Linked DNA regions of Homo sapiens: regions 1 and 2 are each linked to region 3. Evidence: chromatin contacts called from ENCODE Hi-C or POLR2A ChIA-PET data. All regions are on one chromosome and are shown on one strand. The core of a region is the stretch at or near the end of the contact, and the rest is flanking DNA. Distances in the headings are between cores, read along the strand shown.

What was found. A loop is a pair of places that touch in the nucleus more often than their neighbours do. ChIA-PET counts read pairs that join two places held with the same protein, here RNA polymerase II (POLR2A). Pooled maps may share reads with other maps.
Region 1: a map of PC-9 shows a loop between it and region 3 (11-fold over the local background). The contact joins the promoter of ZNF341 here to the enhancer-like site in region 3. A Hi-C loop is called at or near these places in 3 of 168 maps with a recorded cell type or tissue (Caco-2, Calu3 and PC-9) and 7 of 50 pooled maps. POLR2A ChIA-PET finds 5 or more read pairs at or near these places in 5 of 52 experiments (MCF 10A, PC-9, RWPE1 and 2 more).
Region 2: a loop to region 3 is called in a pooled map, with 2.6 times the contacts of the local background. The contact joins two enhancer-like sites. A Hi-C loop is called at or near these places in 1 of 37 single-sample maps with no recorded cell type and 3 of 50 pooled maps. POLR2A ChIA-PET finds 5 or more read pairs at or near these places in 4 of 52 experiments (Caco-2, GM12878, OCI-LY7 and 1 more).

The regions. Positions count from the first base shown.
Region 1 is chr20:33,730,450-33,734,289 of GRCh38, forward strand. It overlaps ZNF341 (zinc finger protein 341), which reads left to right and starts at 1,547. Exons shown (of 15, transcript NM_001282933.2): 1 at 1,547-1,603. The coding sequence starts at 1,573. It overlaps LOC124904890 (a long non-coding RNA gene), which reads right to left and starts at 1,534. Exons shown (of 2, transcript XR_007067569.1): 1 at 1,197-1,534. RefSeq lists enhancers at 1,118-1,177, 1,188-1,247, 2,916-3,619, 3,578-3,657 and a silencer at 1,358-2,067.
Region 2 is chr20:33,775,608-33,779,443 of GRCh38, forward strand. All of the region lies in intron 10 of ZNF341 (zinc finger protein 341), which reads left to right. Among named protein-coding and RNA genes, the nearest start is that of ZNF341-AS1, 34 kb to the right of the region's middle. RefSeq lists a silencer at 2,991-3,040 and enhancers at 3,131-3,420, 3,456-3,750. Within about 2 kb of position 2,569, at least 11 of the 41 ENCODE cell types and tissues checked have a DNase peak (open chromatin) inside an H3K27ac peak, as active enhancers do; they include OCI-LY7, where a contact is called at or near this core.
Region 3 is chr20:33,906,991-33,910,872 of GRCh38, forward strand. It overlaps the pseudogene TPM3P2. Among named protein-coding and RNA genes, the nearest start is that of RALY, 85 kb to the right of the region's middle. RefSeq lists an enhancer at 837-1,338. Within about 2 kb of position 2,606, at least 6 of the 41 ENCODE cell types and tissues checked have a DNase peak (open chromatin) inside an H3K27ac peak, as active enhancers do; they include OCI-LY7 and PC-9, where a contact is called at or near this core.

The DNA of each region.
Region 1 (3,840 bases), core at 297-2,796, 180 kb before region 3:
TGCAAACCACCATGCCCAGCTACTTTTGTTGTTGTTGTTGAGACGGGGTCTCACTATGTTGCTCAGACAGGTCTCAAACTCCTGGATACAAATGATCCTCCAGCCTCAGCCTCCCAAAGTGCTGGGATTACAGGTGTGAACCACTGTGGCCGGCATACACATTGTAATTAAATAACCTTTAAGATTTAATGTCGGTCTTTTTTTTTTTTTTTGAGACAGAGTCTTGCTCTGTCGCTAGGCTGGAGTCTGTGGCACGATCTCGGCTCACTGCAACCTCTGACTCCCTGGTTCAAGCAATTCTCCTGCCTCAGCCTCCCAAGTAACTGGGATTACAGGCACGTGCCACCATGCCCAGATAATTTTTATATTTTTAGTAGAGACGGGGTTTCACTAGGTTGGCCAGGATGGTCTCGAACTCCTGACCTCGTGATCCGCCTGCCTCGGCCTCCCAAAGTGCTGGGATTACAGGCATGAGCCGCCGCGCCTGGCCTAATGTCGGTCTTTCTTCCCACCTCTAACTCCATGGGAAAGGACCACCATGTCTCTAGAGCTATTACGGGACTTGGTGCATAGCAGGCCGTTAATAAGCAGTTGATGGAGGATGAATGAAGATGAGAGGGGTCTGTGTGTGTAGGGGAAGTCCCAGTGAGGAGCACCTCTCATTCTGTGAGACCTGGATAGGACCCCTCGGAGGCTGGGCTAGGAGTGGCTGGGGTGGGTGTTGGGGGTTTATGTGACAGAAATGGGGTCCCAACAAGCAGGGATGGAGGGTGAAGAGATGGAGTTACTTAAGAGATAATGGGATCCCCAGCACGGAGACCCACGCCTGTAATCCCAGTGCTTTGGGAGGCCGAGACGTGAGGATCGCTGGAGGCCAGAAGTTGACACCAGCCTGGACAAAATAGTGAGACCCTGATCTCTACAAAAAAATAAAAATAAAAATTAGTAGGACATGGTGGCGTGTGCCGGTAGTCCCCGCTACTCTGGAGGCTGAGGCGGGCTCCCAACAGGCAGAGTTGAGCAGGGTAGTAGGGGCGGGAAGTCTCTAATAGGGGATGAGGGATGGGAATCTATGTTGTACAGCCTGGAGATCCCTGTGACAGTTGGGTGGTCTGGGTGAGATGGGATAGGGGTCATGGTTTGTTGCAGAGTCGGGGTATACTGTGCTCAGCGGAAATGGGGTCCGTGCAGCAGACCTGGAGGACTCACGTGCTGTGGGAATGGGGGATTCTGTGTCAGAGCTGGGGGGTCGGGTCCGGTGAGATGGGGATGCGGATTTAGATAATAGGGATGGGAAGTTCCGCGTGTGCGGCGGATATAAGGTCGGTGTAGACTTGGTCGTTCAAGTGAGGCGGGGTCCACACTCGGTGGCCCGGTGACTGGGTTATCGAGTGGAGCCAGGGCAGCCCAGAGATGCTGGGGTCCCGCGAGCCTAGGTTGGGTTTCCAGGGCTGGGGGCTCGGCGGCGGCTCCTGGGCGCCCCCTGGCGGCCCCGACTCAACCGCCACGGCTCCCACAATGCTCGCGTAGCCGGGCTTCGGTTCCTGTGGCGGCGACGGCGGCGGCTCCAAGATGGCGCAGGCGATCTTTGAGGCCCTGGAGGGTGAGCGGCGGCGGGGCCGGCGGAGGCGGCTGTTCCGCGCTGCGCCCCCTCCCGCCGCGCCCTCGCAGCGCCCGGCCTAGGGCGCGCAGCGGCCGCGGGGCGGAGGGCGCCGGGGCTGGAACAGCCGCGGGGCGGGAGGGGCGCGGGCGGGAACAGCGCGGGAGCCGAGGCCCGGCGGGGGAGCTCCGGGGCCGGAACAGCCGGGGAGAGCCAGGCCGGCGGGGAGGGGGCTCGGGTCCGGAACAGCGCCAGCCTGGGCGGCCTTGGGCGGGCGCGGGAGGGGCTCCCTGCAGGGAACTGCGCGGGAGGCGACGGCGGGGCGGTCTGGAACAGCCGCGGCCAGGGAGGCGGCTTGGCGGCGCGCGGGGCCCGGGACGGGGGTGCGGTCGCAGCTGCGGGCAGGAGGGCCTCGGCGGCCTGACCACGAAGAACTTCTGCGGAGCGGACTGTATGCCTCGTGCTAGGACGTAGTCTCAAAATCAGACCACAGCAGCAGAGGCGCCACCTGTGTGCACAGCCTGGACTCAGAGCTTAGGGACCCAAGCCAGCAAACACCTGGCGCCTGCAGTGCGCACCGTGGCCGGTGCAGTTTTACAAATTAAACTGACACCGTGGGTGCTGGCGCGGTGTGCCCGGCCGGGACGCGGTGTTCCCAGACCCAGGCCAGCAAACGCTGGGTGCCGACAGACTGTTCCGTGCTCTGCAAGAACCTGGGATGGGGTTGGTGCTCAGGCTCAAAACTGTGGGCTTTGGAGACAGCAAACACTGAGCACCTCCATGTGTGCATCTGCTGGGCGTCGGGGAGGAAGGGCAGCCTTAGCGACTCGGGGCCATGGCGCAGAATAGATATTGTGGGAAATACAGACCAAGAATGGTCTTGGAGGAGTGGGATGAGATGAGTATACAGATAGGGTGCAAACTCGAAGTACTGGACTGGCGGGATGAAGCTGAAGCTTTGAGTCCTGCAGCTTCCTAGGAGATCTCAGCCACTCCCTGCACTTTTTAATTTTTTGAGACGGAGTCTCACTCTGTCGCCCAGGCTGGAGTGCAGTGGCGCGATCTCGGCTCACTGCAACCTCCCCCTCCCAGGTTTGAGCGATTCTCGTGCCTCCGCCTCCTGAGTAGCTGGGACTATAGGCGTGCACCACCACACCCGGCTAATTTCCTTTTTTTTTTTTTTTTTTGAGACAGAGTCTTGCTCTGTTGCCCAGGCTGGAGTGCAGTGGAGCGATCTCGGCTCACTGCAACCTCCGCTTCCCGGGGTTCACGCCATTCTTCTGCTTCTTCTGCCTCAGCCTCGAGAGCAGCTGAGACTACAGGCATCCGCCACCACGCCCGGCTAATTTTTTTTTTTTTTTGTATTTTAAGTAGAGACGGGGTTTCACCGTGTTAGCGAGCATGGACTCGATCTCGTGACCTCGTGATCCGCCCGCCTTGGCCTCCCAAAGTGCTGGGATTACAGGCGTGAGCCACCGCGCCCGGCCATTTTTTTGTATTTTTAATAGAGACGGAGTTTCACCATGTTGGCCAGATTGGTCTTGAACTCCTGGCCTCAAGTGATCTGCCCGCCTCAGCCTCCCAAAGTGCTGGGATTACAGGCGTGAGCGACTGCTCCAGGACTCCCTTCACTTCTTGAAGGATCACAATTCGCACCAGGAAATGGGGGGCGGGGTAGCCCTGTCTCCATCTAGTGGGGTTCCGATTCAAAGACTGACTGAGACAGACACTCCCTGTAGTTTCTGCCCTGCAGTCTGGTAGAGGAGAGAAATTATAAAACAAGCAATTATAGAAATTATAGAATTATGGAAAAGGTCATGTAGAATAAGATGACCTCAGCTGGCCATTCCTACTGTGAATAACATAAGCAGGAGGTGGTGGATCAGGAAGGCCGAGGTCAGTGGTAGTTCCCTCCCAGAGGCCAATAGAATGGGGTGAGGCTTACTTTCTCTTTAGGCTGTTTGGACTTCCTCATTGTTTGAATATTTACTGCAAGAATGTGTTTGTGTATTGAGTAATGAAGACAGTTAAAGAGAAATCAGTTCCTAGGACAGTGGGATGCATGTTGGGTGAAGAAAGGGCAGCAGGACTGTGGAGATCTAGGGGAGGAGGGCAGGAGAATGGCCCAGGCAGCAGGAACTGCATTTTCAAAGCCCTGGGGAGAAAGGTCTCCTGGGATTCACAGAAGCTGGGTGTGGGTGAACTGCTAGAGATGGGGTTTGATGGAGCAGCTAAACTTT
Region 2 (3,836 bases), core at 1,319-3,818, 130 kb before region 3:
TCTCCATCCACTGTGACCCACTTCCCCATATCACGGGCAATCATGTTCGAAAAGTGTTCTTTGTAAACCTCTTATTTTGTCATAATTTTATTATTGATTGATTGATTTTTGAGACAGGATCTTGCTCAGTCACCCAGGCTGGAGTACAGTGGCACAATCATGGCTTGCTGTAGCCTTGACTTCCCTGGCTCAAACAATCCATCCCCCTCAGCCTCCTGAGTAGCTGGGACTACAGGTGTGTGCCACCACTGCCAGCTAATTTTGGTATTTTTTGTAGAGACAGGGTCTTGCTATATTGCCCAGGCTGGCCTAGAACTCCAAGGCTCAAGCAATCCACCCTCCTCAGCCTCCCAAAGTACTAGGATTACAGGCATAAGCCACCATGCCTGGCCTTCAATATATGTGTTTTAAAGCTTTCCTTTGTTTCATGAATTTAACTTATGTATGTATTTTAATTTTAATATAATTAATTAATTAATTTTTTGTTTAGAGACAGGGTCTCACTCCATCACCAAGGCTGGAAAGCAGTGGCATGATCATGGCTCACTGCAGCCTTGACCCTTGACCTCCCCAGTCTCAGGTGATTCTCCCACCTCAGCCTCCTGGGTAGCTGGGACTACAAGCATGCACCACCATGCCCATCTGATTTTTTTTTTTAAACTTTTTGTAGAAACAGGGTTTCGCCATATTGCTCAGGCTTGTCTCAAATTCCTGGGCTCAAGTGATCCTCCTACCTTGGCCTCCCAAAGTGCTGGGATTACAGGCATGAGCCACTGCACCTGGCCTTTTTTTTTTTTTGAGACAGGATCTCACTCTGTCACCCAGGCTAGAGCACAGTAGCATGATCACAGCTCACTGCAGCCTTCGCCTCCGGGGCTCAAGCAATCCTCCAGCTCAGCCTCCTGAGTAGCTGGGACCACAGGTGTGTGCCACCAGGCCTGGCTAATTTTTTATTTTTTATAAAGATGGAATTTCACCATGTTGACCAGACTGGTCTGGAACTCCTGGGCTCAAGCGGTCCACCTGCCTTGTTCTCCCAAAGGTCTGGGATTATAGGCGTGAGCCACACACCTGGCCAATTTTTATTTTTTTAGAGACAGAGTCTCACTGTGTTGTCCAGTCTAGAGTGCATCAGCTATTCACAGGTGTGGTCGCCTTGCCTCAGCCTCCCCAGTAGCTAGGACTACAGGCAGGCGCCATCACTCCTAGGTAAATTTGTTTGTTTGTTTGTTTGTAGAGACAGGGTCTTACTGTGTTGCCCAGGCTGGTCTTGAACTCCTGGCCTCAAGTGATCCTCCTGCCTGGCCTTCCCAAAGTGCTGGGATTACAGGCGTAAGCCATCACACCTGGCCTGTATTTCCTAAAAACAAGGATAACCTCTTCCATAAGGGCAATATACTATAGTTACCAAAATCAGGAAGTTGGGCTCTGTGCGGTGGCTCATGCCTGTAATCCCAGCACTTTGGGAGGCTGAGGTAGACAGATTGCTTGAGCCCAGAAGTTTGAGACCAACCTGGACTACGTGGCAAAACCCCGTCTTTACCAAAAAAAAAAAAAAAAAAAAAAAGAGGTGGGTATGGTAGCATATGCCTGTGGTCTCAGCTGCTCAGGAGGCTGAGGCAGAAGAATTGCTTTAGCCCGGGAGGTACAGGTTGCAGTGAGCTGAGATCGCACCACTGCACTCCCGCCTGAAGGACAGAGTGAGACCCTATCTCAAAAAAAAAAAAAAAAAAAAAAAAAAATCAGGCCAGGTGCGGTGGCTCACACCTGTAATCCCAACACTTTGGGAGGCTGAGGTGGGCGGATCACCTGAAGTCAGGAGTTCGAGACCAGCCTGGCCAACATGGCGAAATGCCGTATCTACTAAATTATAAAAATTAGCTGGGTGTGGTGGCGGGCACCTGTATTCCCAGTTACTTGGGAGGCTGAGGCAGGAGAATCCCTTGAACCTGGGAGACGGAAGTTGCAGTGAGCCGAGATCGGGCCACTGCACTCCAGCCTGGGTGACAGAGCGAGACTCTTGTCTCAAAAAAAAAAAAAAAGAAGAAAAAGAAATCAGGAAGTTAATATCAGTACAATTCTATTATCTAATTACAGGCCTTACTCAGAATTTTCCAATTGTTCCAATAACATGCTTTAGAGAAAAAGAAAAAAAAGGTTTTTTTGAACCAGAATCACATGTTGAATTCAGTTGTCATGTCTCTCTCGTCTCTCTTGTGTCCTATAAGCTGGAACAGTTCCTCCTTCTGTCTTTGTCTTCGAGACCTTGATATTTCTGAAGAGTATAGACAGGTTATTCTGTAGAATGTCCTCAGTTTGGGTTTGCCTGATTTTACCCTATGATTAAATTCAGGTCATGCACTTTTGTCAGGAATGTCACAACAAATACTGTGTCCTCCTCCGTGTGTCATATCAGGAGGCATGTGATGTTGATTTGCTCTATTACTGGTGATGTTACCTTGGATGACTTAATTCAGGTGCTGTTTCTGGCAGGAGATTTTAATTTTCCTGGCTATTGGTAAACAATCTCTGACACAAATCTATGTCTCCCCCAAACCCAGCCCCTGAAGCATGTGAGATTCTGTCCTTTCCCATCTCACCAGCTAGTTAAGTCTCTGCCCTCCTGGTACCTCTGCTCCCACCCCACCTTCCCTTTCTTGCTGCCTGGAGGCATTTAGTATGTGGCTTCTTTCTTTTTCTTTTCTTTTTTTATTTTTTTTGAGACAGAGTCTCTCTCCGTCACCCAGGCTGAAGTGCAGTGGCATGATCTTGGCTCACCGCAACCTCTGCCCTCCTGGGTTCAAGTGATTCTTGTGCCTCAGCCTCCTGAGTAGCTGGGATTACAGGTGTGAGCCACCACACCTGGCTAATTTTTGTATTTTTAGTAAAGACGGCATTTCTCCATGTTGGCCAGGTTGGTCTCGAACTCCTGACCTTAAGTGATCCGCCCACCTCGGCCTCCCAAAGTGCTGGGATTACAGGCATGAGCCACCGCGCCTGGCTAGTGTGTGGTTTCAGAGTGCGCCTGGCTAGTGTGTAGTTTCAGAGTGCGGTCTATGGGGCTCCCCTGGGCCCTTCGCAGGTGCAGCCTGCCTGGGGTTTCCCACAGGCAGTACTCTACACAGCCTGCCTTTTGGTTTTTGCTTTGAATTGTTCACCTACCTGTGACATTCCTCACTGATAACTCATTGTAAATAGGTCAATATGCTGGCAAATGTTTTCTTTTTTCTTTTCTTTTTTTGTCTGATAATACCCTTTCTTCCTTAGCTGGCACATGTTTTCATGATGGGGAGATGGTGGTGTCTTTTCTCCCTTCAGAGTGGTTGGTGGCCTGAGACTGCTGTTGTGAGGACATGTTTATGAGCTGTTTGGCACAGTTGTGTTTTTTGACTCTGTATTAGGCCATTCTTGCACTGCTATAAAGAAATACCTGAGACTGGGTAATTTATAAGAAAAGAGGCTTATTTGACTCACGGTTCAGCAGGCTGTACAGGAAGCATAGTGTCTGAGCTAGCAGATCTGCCACTGGGGAGGCCTCAGGAGGCTTTTACTCATGGCAGGAGGAGAAGGGGAAGTAGACATGTCACATGGCCAGAGCAGGAGCCAGATAGAGAGAGAGGGAGGCGCCATACACTTTTAAACAGCTAGATCTCATGAGAACTCACTCACTATCCTGAGGACTGCACCAAGGGGATGGTCCTAAACCATTCATGAGAAATCCACCCCCATGATCCAATCACCTCCCACCAGAACTCACCTCCAGCACTGGGGATTATAGTTCAACATGAGATTTAGGTGGGGACACAGATACAAACTATGTCAGACTCTGTGACAAT
Region 3 (3,882 bases), core at 1,356-3,855:
TACCGGATTTGGGGGAACTGCCAATCTCTATGATTTTGCAACTCGAATAATCCTCACCTTAAAAAAATTTTTTTGAGAGTATCCAATTTTTTGTTGTTGTTGTTTTTGTTTGTTTGTTTTTTGAGATGGAGTCTTACTCTGTCACCAAGGCTGGAGTACAGTGGCACAATCTCAGCTCACTGCAACCTCTGCCTCCCAGGTTCAAGTGATTCTCTTGCCTCAGCCTCCTGAGTAGCTGGGATTACAGGTGCGTGCCACCATACCTGGCTAATTTTTGTATTTTTAGTGGAGACAGGGTTTCAACTAGTTGGCCAGGCTGGTCTTGAACTCCTGACCTCAAGTGATCCGCCCACCTTGGCCTCCCAAAGTTCTGGGATTACAGGTATGAGCCACCATGCCTGGCTCTAATTGGTTGTTGATCAACCAATGAATTCACTGTGTCTAGTCAGGTGACCATCTCTAGCTCCATCAACTGTAATGGTAGCTGTGGGAGGTCGCGTGGTTCCCAGGACGCCCCTCTCCAGAGCTTGAGGTGAGGCAGAGAAACTGACATCCCCGTCTCACCAGAGGTACCCAATTCTGTATTCCACGGGTGGTTGAATTTCCTTCATCCCATATTTAATGTTCCAAGGCAGAGCTGCTATTGTTTTATTTTGCCAAAAAAAGGTAATATATAGCAAACAAACAACATGATCCCCATTTAGTATCACCACCATTTCAGAAACCATAGGTAACTTGCACCTCAAAACTAAAGGTTAGAGATAATCCCAAAGTAAAGGACAGCCTTCCTTGCGACGGATAATTGGCCACCTCAGGACATTCTTGCTGGGGACCATGGGCACAGGCACCAGTCCATGAACCAGTACGTGGGATTCAAGCTTTCTTCTCTTGCCTGCTCCCGTGGGTACACTCTTTCCATGAGTGCAACTTTTAGAACATAAACAGGGGGCTATGGTCTCAAGTTAACTGCCTTCATGTCTGGGGTAAAGAGCCACATGCTGCCACCTTTAACTCTGTTTCATTCCCTGGAACCTCATGTGGCCGAGAGGTCAGCATTAAGTTAGGATAAGCTCCCGGGATCCCCAAGCCTGTCTCCAGGAAATACTTTAGACCCTCTCACCTCATTCCCACTTCATCCCTTTGGATCCAACTACTGATAAGACTTCGTGCCCCTGATCTCCTGTTTCCTGCAGGAGCTGGGGGCAGGGCCCACCTTTCCCAGCCCTTTGGGTTTGACCCATGGAGGAGCTTTGGGAGTAAACGTCCGGCGGATGAGCCACAGTTGGTGGAGCGGGCACTGTTGGAGCTCTACCCAGCTGCCCTCGGATCCTCTTAGCATTTCTGTTTGCCCAGGTTCCAGGTGTTTTCATCTGACAGCTTCCATGTGAGATTTTTCTTCAGAGGATTGCCCTTGGGCTCCTGGAGCCACTGGCTGCACAGCACAAGGACCTGGAAGTGCCTGCAGTTTACTTCCCCGCCGGGTGGCCCTTGGCCATAGATGGGCAGATACACAAGAGCATGAGTCCAGCTCCTTTGCCTCCAGGCACAAACCGAGCTGTAATTTACATTCCTCGGCTCCCAGTGGGATCAGATTGAGGCTGGGACGCTATCTGCTAGTGCACTCTTGCTTGGCTTTTTCTCTTTCCTATCTTCTTCCCCCACTCCTGCCAGTTTCTCCTAGGAGCACTTCATAAATCACTTGCCCAGGAATCGTTGTCTTTGGTTTGCTGCTAAGCCAGTCCCCCTGTCCTGGGGATCAGCAGGCTATGGCAAAAGTAATGCCCAGAGGAAAAGCAGGCTGTGAGTGTGCAGCACTTTTGCTAGCTCATGCTTGGGAGGGCCTGGACCAGCATCCTTGCATGCCCTAAATCAACAATGCTCCAGACTTGCAGGTGGTCTGATTTTCAATAGGAAAGTATAACCTATTTTTTATTTTTTACATTTAAAAATTATTTTTAAACTTACTTGGAGATAGTAAGAGTCACTTTTTTTTTTTTTTTGAGACAGGATCTTGCTCTGTTGTCCAGGCTGGAGTGCAATGGCGTGATCACAGCTCACTGCAGCCTTAAGCAATGCTTCCACCTTAGCCTCCTGAGTAGCTGGAGTACCGATGCACACCACCATGCCCGACTAATTTATTTTTTTGTAGCGAAGCAGTCTCATTATTTTGCCCAGGGTGGTCTCGAACTCCTGGGCTCTAGAGATCCCAATCCTCCCACCTCAGCCTCCCAAAATGTTGGGATTAAAGGCAAGAGCCACTTCATGCAGCGGAGAGTCACTCTTTTTGGTGTGTAGTTCTAGGAGTCTTGAAAAATGCATAGAATCAGAAACCACAATCACAATCAAGATATAGAAGCAGATTCTGTCATGTGGCCAGGGCCCTCTGTAACCAAACCTTCCCTTCACCCTGATCCCCTGGCAACCACTGATCTGTTCTTCATCACCATAGTTGTGCCTTTTCCAGAATGCCATATAAATGAAATCACACAGTAGCTTTGGCTTCTTTTAGGTAACACGATACCTTTGAGATTCATCCACATTTTTGCACGTATCCATTGCTGGTCCTTGTGGACGTTTTCAGTAATCAAAATGGAGTCACTTATGTTGACCCCGAACAAAATGGAGCCCATGGGCCTTGAAGGAAGGGCTCTCGTGCACATATGCCTATGACTGGAATGATTGTAAGGACTCTCTGAAAACCACAACAATTTCAAAAATTTCAGATAAGCCTCTTGCACAAGAACACTTGACTAACAATGGCTGCCTTCACCAATGAGTGGATGCCAACTATTGCAGGAGGCCCCTGTAACCAATGGTCCTTGTTTCAAAGCAGCTTTTGTGAACTTTTCCTTTTGTCTATAAAAGGAAACTCCTTTGGATATGCCTGTGGTTCACCAGAGCATGCATATCGCTCCTGCTATTCCCAAATAAACTCTTTGTTTTAAGTAACACAATATATTTGAAGTTTATCCAAGTTTTTGTATGTATCAATTGCTTGTCCTGGAGGGCAACTGTTCTGGAGAGCAGGTCTCTCTCCTGTTTACTTAAGGTAGACATCCTTTTTTTTATTGCTGAATAGGGTTACATTGTATAGCTCGACTACAGTTTAACCATTCCTCAATGGGGAAACATTTGGGGTTTCCAGTTTTTCATGATTATAATTAAAGCTGATATGAACATTTTCATATGTTTTTTGGTTCAACATAGGCTTTTGTTTCACTTGAGTAAATGCCAAAGAGATTTCTGGGTAGTTTGTTAAGTGTATATTTATCTTTGTAAGGAACTGCCAAGTGTTTTCCGGAGAAGTTGAACTATTTGGCCTTCCCACCAGCAATGTGTGAGAGTTCTTATTGCTTGACATCCTCACCAGTGCTGTACAGTCAGGGTTTGTTTGCTTGTTTGTTTGGGTCTTTTTTTGGAGGGACTGGTTCTTAATTTCTTTCTTTCTTTTTTTTTTTTTTTTTTTTTTTTGAGACAGGGTCTTGCTCTATCGCCCAGGCTGGAGGGCAATGGTGCAATCTCGGCTCACTGTAACCTCCGCCTCCCAGGTTTAAGCAATTCTCCTGCCTCAGCCTCCTGAGTAGCTGGGATTACAGGTATGTGCCACCATGCCTGGCCAATTTCTTTGCATTTTGTTTAGTAGAGATGGGGTTTCACCATGTTGGCCAGGCTGGTCTCAAACTCCTGGCCCCAAGTGATCCACTTGCTTTGGCCTCCCAAAGTGCAGAGATTATAGGCATGAGCGATCATGCGTGGCCTGGTTCTTTATTTCAAAAAGACACTCATCAGTCTTCAGTATCAAAACAGTTGCACTATTGATTTCTTTTTCTCCCAGTTGTCGTCAAAGAGGCATCAAAGGAGAGTACATTGTAAGCCAATAAG